2 separate regions of the Homo sapiens genome follow, and region 1 is linked to region 2. Evidence: read pairs that join two places in POLR2A ChIA-PET (ENCODE). Cell type or tissue: endothelial cell of umbilical vein. All regions are shown on one strand. Each heading gives the region's core, and the rest is flanking DNA. Links, peaks and the distances in the headings are about the cores only.

The links. Peaks named below come from ENCODE experiments on the same cell type or tissue, not always from the same donor. Only the 100,000 strongest peaks of a DNase experiment are listed, where the experiment ranks them.
Region 1: POLR2A ChIA-PET joins it to region 2 with 5 read pairs; 1 of 35 experiments calls an interaction of 5 or more read pairs at or near these places.

The regions. Positions count from the first base shown.
Region 1 is chr1:15,755,245-15,758,145 of GRCh38, reverse strand. It overlaps a transcript of FBLIM1 not described here. Among named protein-coding and RNA genes, the nearest start is that of FBLIM1, 2.1 kb to the left of the region's middle. RefSeq lists an enhancer at 1,219-1,998. In endothelial cell of umbilical vein, for the core only: no CTCF peak of the experiment used is centred there; DNase peaks (open chromatin) are centred at 335 and 1,595; H3K4me3 peaks cover 184 bases; H3K27ac peaks cover 2,234 bases.
Region 2 is chr1:16,074,810-16,077,710 of GRCh38, reverse strand. No RefSeq gene overlaps it. Among named protein-coding and RNA genes, the nearest start is that of FAM131C, 2.6 kb to the right of the region's middle. In endothelial cell of umbilical vein, for the core only: no CTCF peak of the experiment used is centred there; a DNase peak (open chromatin) is centred at 1,510; H3K27ac peaks cover 467 bases.

The DNA.
Region 1 (2,901 bases), core at 172-2,671, 320 kb after region 2:
AGGACTGTGATTAATAGTGGTTAATATATGCTGGGTTGGGGGCTTTTTCCGGGAGTGTTCCTGAGGGTGGGGGTCTCGGAGACCCCCAGTGGAGCAGGTCACCTTGTTCTGCTCTCCTGAGCGGTAAGCCCTCTGCAGGTGGGTCCCGGTGTCCCGGGGGACAGGCCGCTCCAGGAGCTCTGGAAGGCAGGGCCCGGCTGGCCCTGTGGCTGAACCCCTCCCTCCACATCCAGTGACCCTCCCCCTCCCAGCTGGAGCAATTAGGACGGGAGCGGGAGGGGAGGCAGAGCCTGGACTCTGGGGCCCGGGATGGGGCCGGGATGGACTGCCTGGGTCCCTGGAGGCCTCAGGGACATTGTGGGGAAAGGAATCTGGGTCTGATTCAGAGGCAGACAGATTGTTCTTTTGATTAAAGCCACAGTGGCTGAGGCTTGAGGAGCGCTGGACCCAGCGCCATCTGCGGGGTGGCCAGACAGGATCTGGCCCGTCCTGCAACCCCTCAGCTACAGTCACCCCTCCAGGGTGGCTCTGGGGCTGTTTCTGAGGGAGGCTGGTTTATGAGGGTCAGAGGAGGCTGCCTCCGCCCTCACCCACTGATCATCGCCCCTCCCATCCCTCTTGTCGCCCCTTTTCCCATTTGATCCTCTCAGCCAAGCTGCAGTAACAGCAGCAGTCCCAGGAGCTGCCATTGATAGGGGCTTTCTAGGTGCTGGTACCCATCCTCATCCCCATCCTAATCCCACAAGAGCCATGAGCACCAGGGCTGATGATTCCTGTTCACGGTCAAGGACACTGAGGCCCCGAGAGGCTCAAGGCCACACTAGGGGCAAATGGCAGAGCCAAATTCAAACCAGAGCCGCTGTGTCCCTGGGCACACAGCTCTGCTAGTCTCAAGAACAGGTACCAGTGCCATCCTTTACAGAATCGGAAGCTGGGGCTTGGAGGTGCTGAGAGTTCTGTGCAGCAGGGCGAGGCTGGGACTCAAGGCTGTCTGAGTCCCTGCTCGGCTCATTCCTGGCTTGGCAGTGATATCCTGCCCCTGCCCCCCAAAACTCCAGCTTTGCAGCACCCTTTGGAGGAGACTTCCCCATACCCTCTGAACGACAGAGACGGGAAGGACTCAAAGGAGGAAGGTGCGATCTGGGGGTTTTCAGGCGCTTTTGGCTGTAGAACCCCTTTGCAAATGCTTAGTGACCCAGAAGTTTATTTAAGAGATAAAAGTGGAGCTGCCTGCCCTCACCTCCATGACAGCCCCTGAACCACCTGTTGCACCCCCAGGTGGGATAGTGAGGCAACGAAGAGTTGATTTGGGGCCTTGTTCAAGGTCACACTGACTTAGTCTAGGACCCAGGCTTCCCACATTTGCTCTGGGACAGTCCAAGGGGAATGAGGGGTTCAACTGCCTCTGCTTACCTGCCTCCAGCACCCCAGGCCACCTGTTCCACCGCCACCACTGCTCCCGGATGGAGGGATTCGTCCTGGCCCGCAGCAGCTCGGGTGTCGATGTCACCGATCGGCAGGTGCCAAACTTCCTGCAACGGAAACCCAGGAAGTGCGCTGGATGAGAACACACGCCCTTTGTCTGCCAGCTCAGAGGCTCTGCTGCCCTCCGCCCTCCCTGCCAGGCTCACAACGGCTTTCTTCTCCCTTAGATGGCTCCAGCAGGCAAGGGGCTCAATCTTCTATTAGGATGGTGGCAGCTGAGACCCTGAGTGGCAGGGAAGGGGTGGAAGAGAGGTTTGAGGGCAAGTCTGCTTGCCGGGGCGGGGGTGGCACCTCCACAGTGGAGAGCTTTGACTGAGCAGACACTGACCGGGCACCTACTGTGTGCAATGCATGAGTCAAGGAGCCGACGGGATCAAATCAGACATGATCAGTCCTTGTCCCCACAGTCCTTACAGGGAGATTGGGTAGAGCAAACCATAAAGCAAATTAACATAACAATAACCAATAGTAAAAGGTGCTATGAAGGAATGGACAAGGGGTCTGAGACAAAAGGGGGTGGGGTGGGTGTGGGGTGTGGGGTGTGGGGGGAAATCCTCTCTGAGGAGGTGAGGGTTAAGCTGAGATGGGGAGGAGCCAGTGTGAGAATAGGGACGAATATTCCCAGGGAAAGGGGGCAGAAGGGAAAACATGGGCTTTAAAGGTCAGAGGTCAGCTTGGCAGACAGCCTCAGAAGCCCCTTGGGCCTCCCAGCTCCTTCCTCCATCCTCCATCTTCCACCCTACCTGCTTGGAGTCAGGTCAGTCCAATGCTTATTTCCTGGGCGCTGCTGTGTGTGGGGCCCTGTGCTAGGCAGGGCGGGGAGAGGAGCAGCATAGAGAAAAGGGAGCTCCCCCATGGTGGCCGGGTCAGATGGGGACACAGATACAGCTGTGAGTAACATCAGTATCTGGGAGTGATTCCAGCTCTGCCACTTGCCAGCCTTGGGCAAATCACTTCTCTCTGGGCCTCAGTTTCCTCTTGCAACCGAGGGGTTGCCAACCCAGGTTTGTCCCTTGTGGCTTCATAGCAAGAATCTGGTGGGGTAAATGTGGGTAAAAATACCTGATGCTCAGTAGGTGTTCAGAGATGAGTTCCTTTGCTCTCCCTACCACATGAAGGATAGAAGTTTTAGTAAGAGGGACAAAGTTCTGAAGGGAAGGGAAGGACGTGACTTTGTCCTGCAAGAGAATCCAAGGAACATCCATGGCTCCTGATAGCCAGCACTACTTTCCCTGATTCTGATAACAGCACTCAGTTTCTGTTTGGGGAACCTCTCTTCCACTCTCAGTGCCTGGTGTATACATGACCCATGTCCAGCCAATCATAGTGGCTGTTAGTTCTAAGATCAGCTCTCTGGGCTTGTTGGCTGGCAGAATACAAGCTTGACACCACTTTTGCCCCCCACTTGGACCACCA
Region 2 (2,901 bases), core at 312-2,811:
CCATAAGCTCCAATGAGCGGGGCCCTTGTCCGTCTCATTCATGTCGTAATCTCGGCACAGACTGCGCTTGTCACACAGCAGGTGCTCAGTGAGCAATTGCTGGATGAATGAAAGGTTGAATCAGTCCTGGCTGATTGAACCAGTCCCACGTTCTAGATATGGGACCTTGGGCAAGTCTCACTTTCTCGCATTCATTCAGCAAATACTTATTGAGCATGGATCTACTGCATGTTGGTTTTGGCACAGGATTCAAACCCAGATCTGACTGGCTTCTGATGCTGTTCTCTTTCTGCTTTTCAAGCTCTGCCCTTCTTGCGATGTTTGGGGCCTGGGGAAGGGGTCCAGCCCCACCCTCTCCCACTGGTCCCTGGATGTCATATATGCCAGTCTGCTGTGGCCCCCTGCCTCCAAACATTTGTGCACACAGAGCCTTCTACCACCAACAGCCCACTCGACCTTCAAAATCCGCTTCTAGGGTCACGATCGCCTGAAAGCCATCCCCATAGCCCTTGGCAGAAGTGACTCTCCTGTCACACACTTGGCTGGCATGGAGATGCAGCACTGTCCACCCTGACCCTGCGCTATTTATGCACGTGGCTCCTGCAGCGTCCCCGCCCCACCCCCAGGGCTGCCAGGGCAGGGCCTGGTCTGATTCATCGCTGTAATGGTTGGCCTTGATTAATCTTTCTCTGATCAAACCCTGCAGCAGCTCCTCTTCACGCTCCAGTGCCCAGCCAATCAGGGCCAGGCACTCAGGGCTGATGCATGCTCGGAGCAAGGCCACCGGAGTGGGGGTTCTGCCTGGATCCCCGAAATCATGGCAAGAGAATGGGCTGCTAGGTGTGAAGGGCACAGCCTGGACACTCTCTCCTCTCCACTCTAGCCCAGCAGCGGCATGGCAAAGAGGGCCCTGGGGGCGGGCAGTGGAAGGTCACAGGGCAGATGGGCTATGGGGTGAACTGGGAAAGGACAGTGTGGCCCCGGGGAGGACAACCACACAGCTCAGAGCTGTCTGGACATCGTCTACTTCAGCAGAATTCCAAGGTGAATGTGAGCGTGCAAGGAGAGCCACCGGCCCTGCGTGGCCTGGTCTCAGGCTGGTGCCAGGGCTGGGCTGAGAGGCAGGAGACCTGGGTTCTAGTCCCCGCTCTACCACTGATTTGCTGTGTGACCTTGGGCAAGCCCCTGCCCCTCTCTGAGTGCCAATGTGTACAAGGAGAGGATTGAGTCAATGTGGAACTGACCAGCATGAACACCAGAGGCTGGAGAGCCAGATCTCCAGCCCAGCCACATCTCTGAGTGGGTCAGCAAGGGACCCTAGGTGGGGCCACTGCCTTGCCCTGCCCTCCTGTCCCTGGCTTAGGCTAAATGGGGCACAGTGGGGTGACCAGGCATCCTCTCCCCTGTGAGCTGCCCTGTCGTCTTCTCAAGTGTCCCTCTCCCTGTCCCATCTACCCCCAAAGCTGTCAGGCTGCCAGCAGGGAGCATCAGCTGCCATGACGGAGCATCCTGCGTCATAGTGAGTCAGAGCCCTCCTTCCAAGCCAGATCCAGTCACTCCGTGACAGGAAGAAGAGAAGGACACCACTGCCTTTACAAGCCCAGGCCACACAGGACGGGACCCCAGAGCCTGGCACAGGCAGATCCGCCTTTCCTTCTCCACACAAGGGCAGGCACACACCTGGCACCAGGGCATCCAAGGTGATAGCAGGCTGTCCTTTCTGAGCCACCCTCTCCAAGGCCAGACCTGGAGGGTACAGTTAGGGGGGCTCTGAGCAACTGTGACTGAATACAGCGCTGACTCAAGGATTGGCACATTTGTCTTGTTCACACTGGCACACAGTAGGTGCTTTATATGCATCTGTTGAACGGAAGTTCTCAGACTTCCCTGTGGCTGTCGGGAAGCTGTGGTGGAGTAATAACACATCATACCTGTTTGTGTTCACTATCACTATTATTTATTTTTAGTCCTAAGTTGAGTACCTACTACGTGCCAGTGATTTTGCATATATTAATTTCATCAGCCCTCACAGCAATCCCACGAGGTGGGATTTTTACCCTAAGTTAACAGATGAAAAATCTGAGACTCAGAGAGGCGAAGCAACTTACCCAAGGTCGCACAGCTTGTGTGAGCTAAGCCCTCATTCACCCAGGTCTGCTGACACCAGGGCCAGGCACAGAACCGCTCTCCACCCGGACTTTACTGGGCAGAGAGCACCTAGCTTAGAGAAAGAGAAAGAAGTCAGCACCCACTCCCTGGCTCAGCTGCTCTGGCAGTGCGCCCTGGCCCAGATCCTGCCCCTTGAGAGGCCTCCAGCCCTATCCCACGCTGCTGCCTCAAACCTTATTCATTCTTTTTTTTTTTTTTTTTTTTTTTTGAAACAGAGTCTCACTCTGCCGACCAGGCTGGAGTGTAGTGGCACGATTTCGGCTCACTGCAACCTCCACTTTCCCGGGTTCAAGCAATTCTCCTGCCTCAGCCTCCCGAGTAGCTGGGATTACAGGCTTGTGCCACCACACCTAGCTTTTTATTTATTTATTTATTTTGAGATGGAGTTTCTCTCTTGTAGCCCAGGCTGGAGTGCAGTGGCATGGTCTTGGCTCACTGTACCCTGGGTTCAAGCAACTCTCCTGCCTCAGCCTCCTGAGTAGCTGGGATTACAGGCGCCCACCACCACCATGCCTGGCTAATTTTTGTATTTTTAGTAGAGACGGGGTTTCACCATGTTGGCTAGGCTGGTCTCAAACTCCTGACCTCAGGTGATCCGCCCACCTCGGCCTCCCAAAGTGGTGTGATTACAGGCATGAACTACTGTGCCAAGCCCACACCCAGCTAATTTTTTATATTTTTGGTAGAGACGGAGTTTCACCATATTGGCCAGGCTGGTCTCGAACTCCTGAC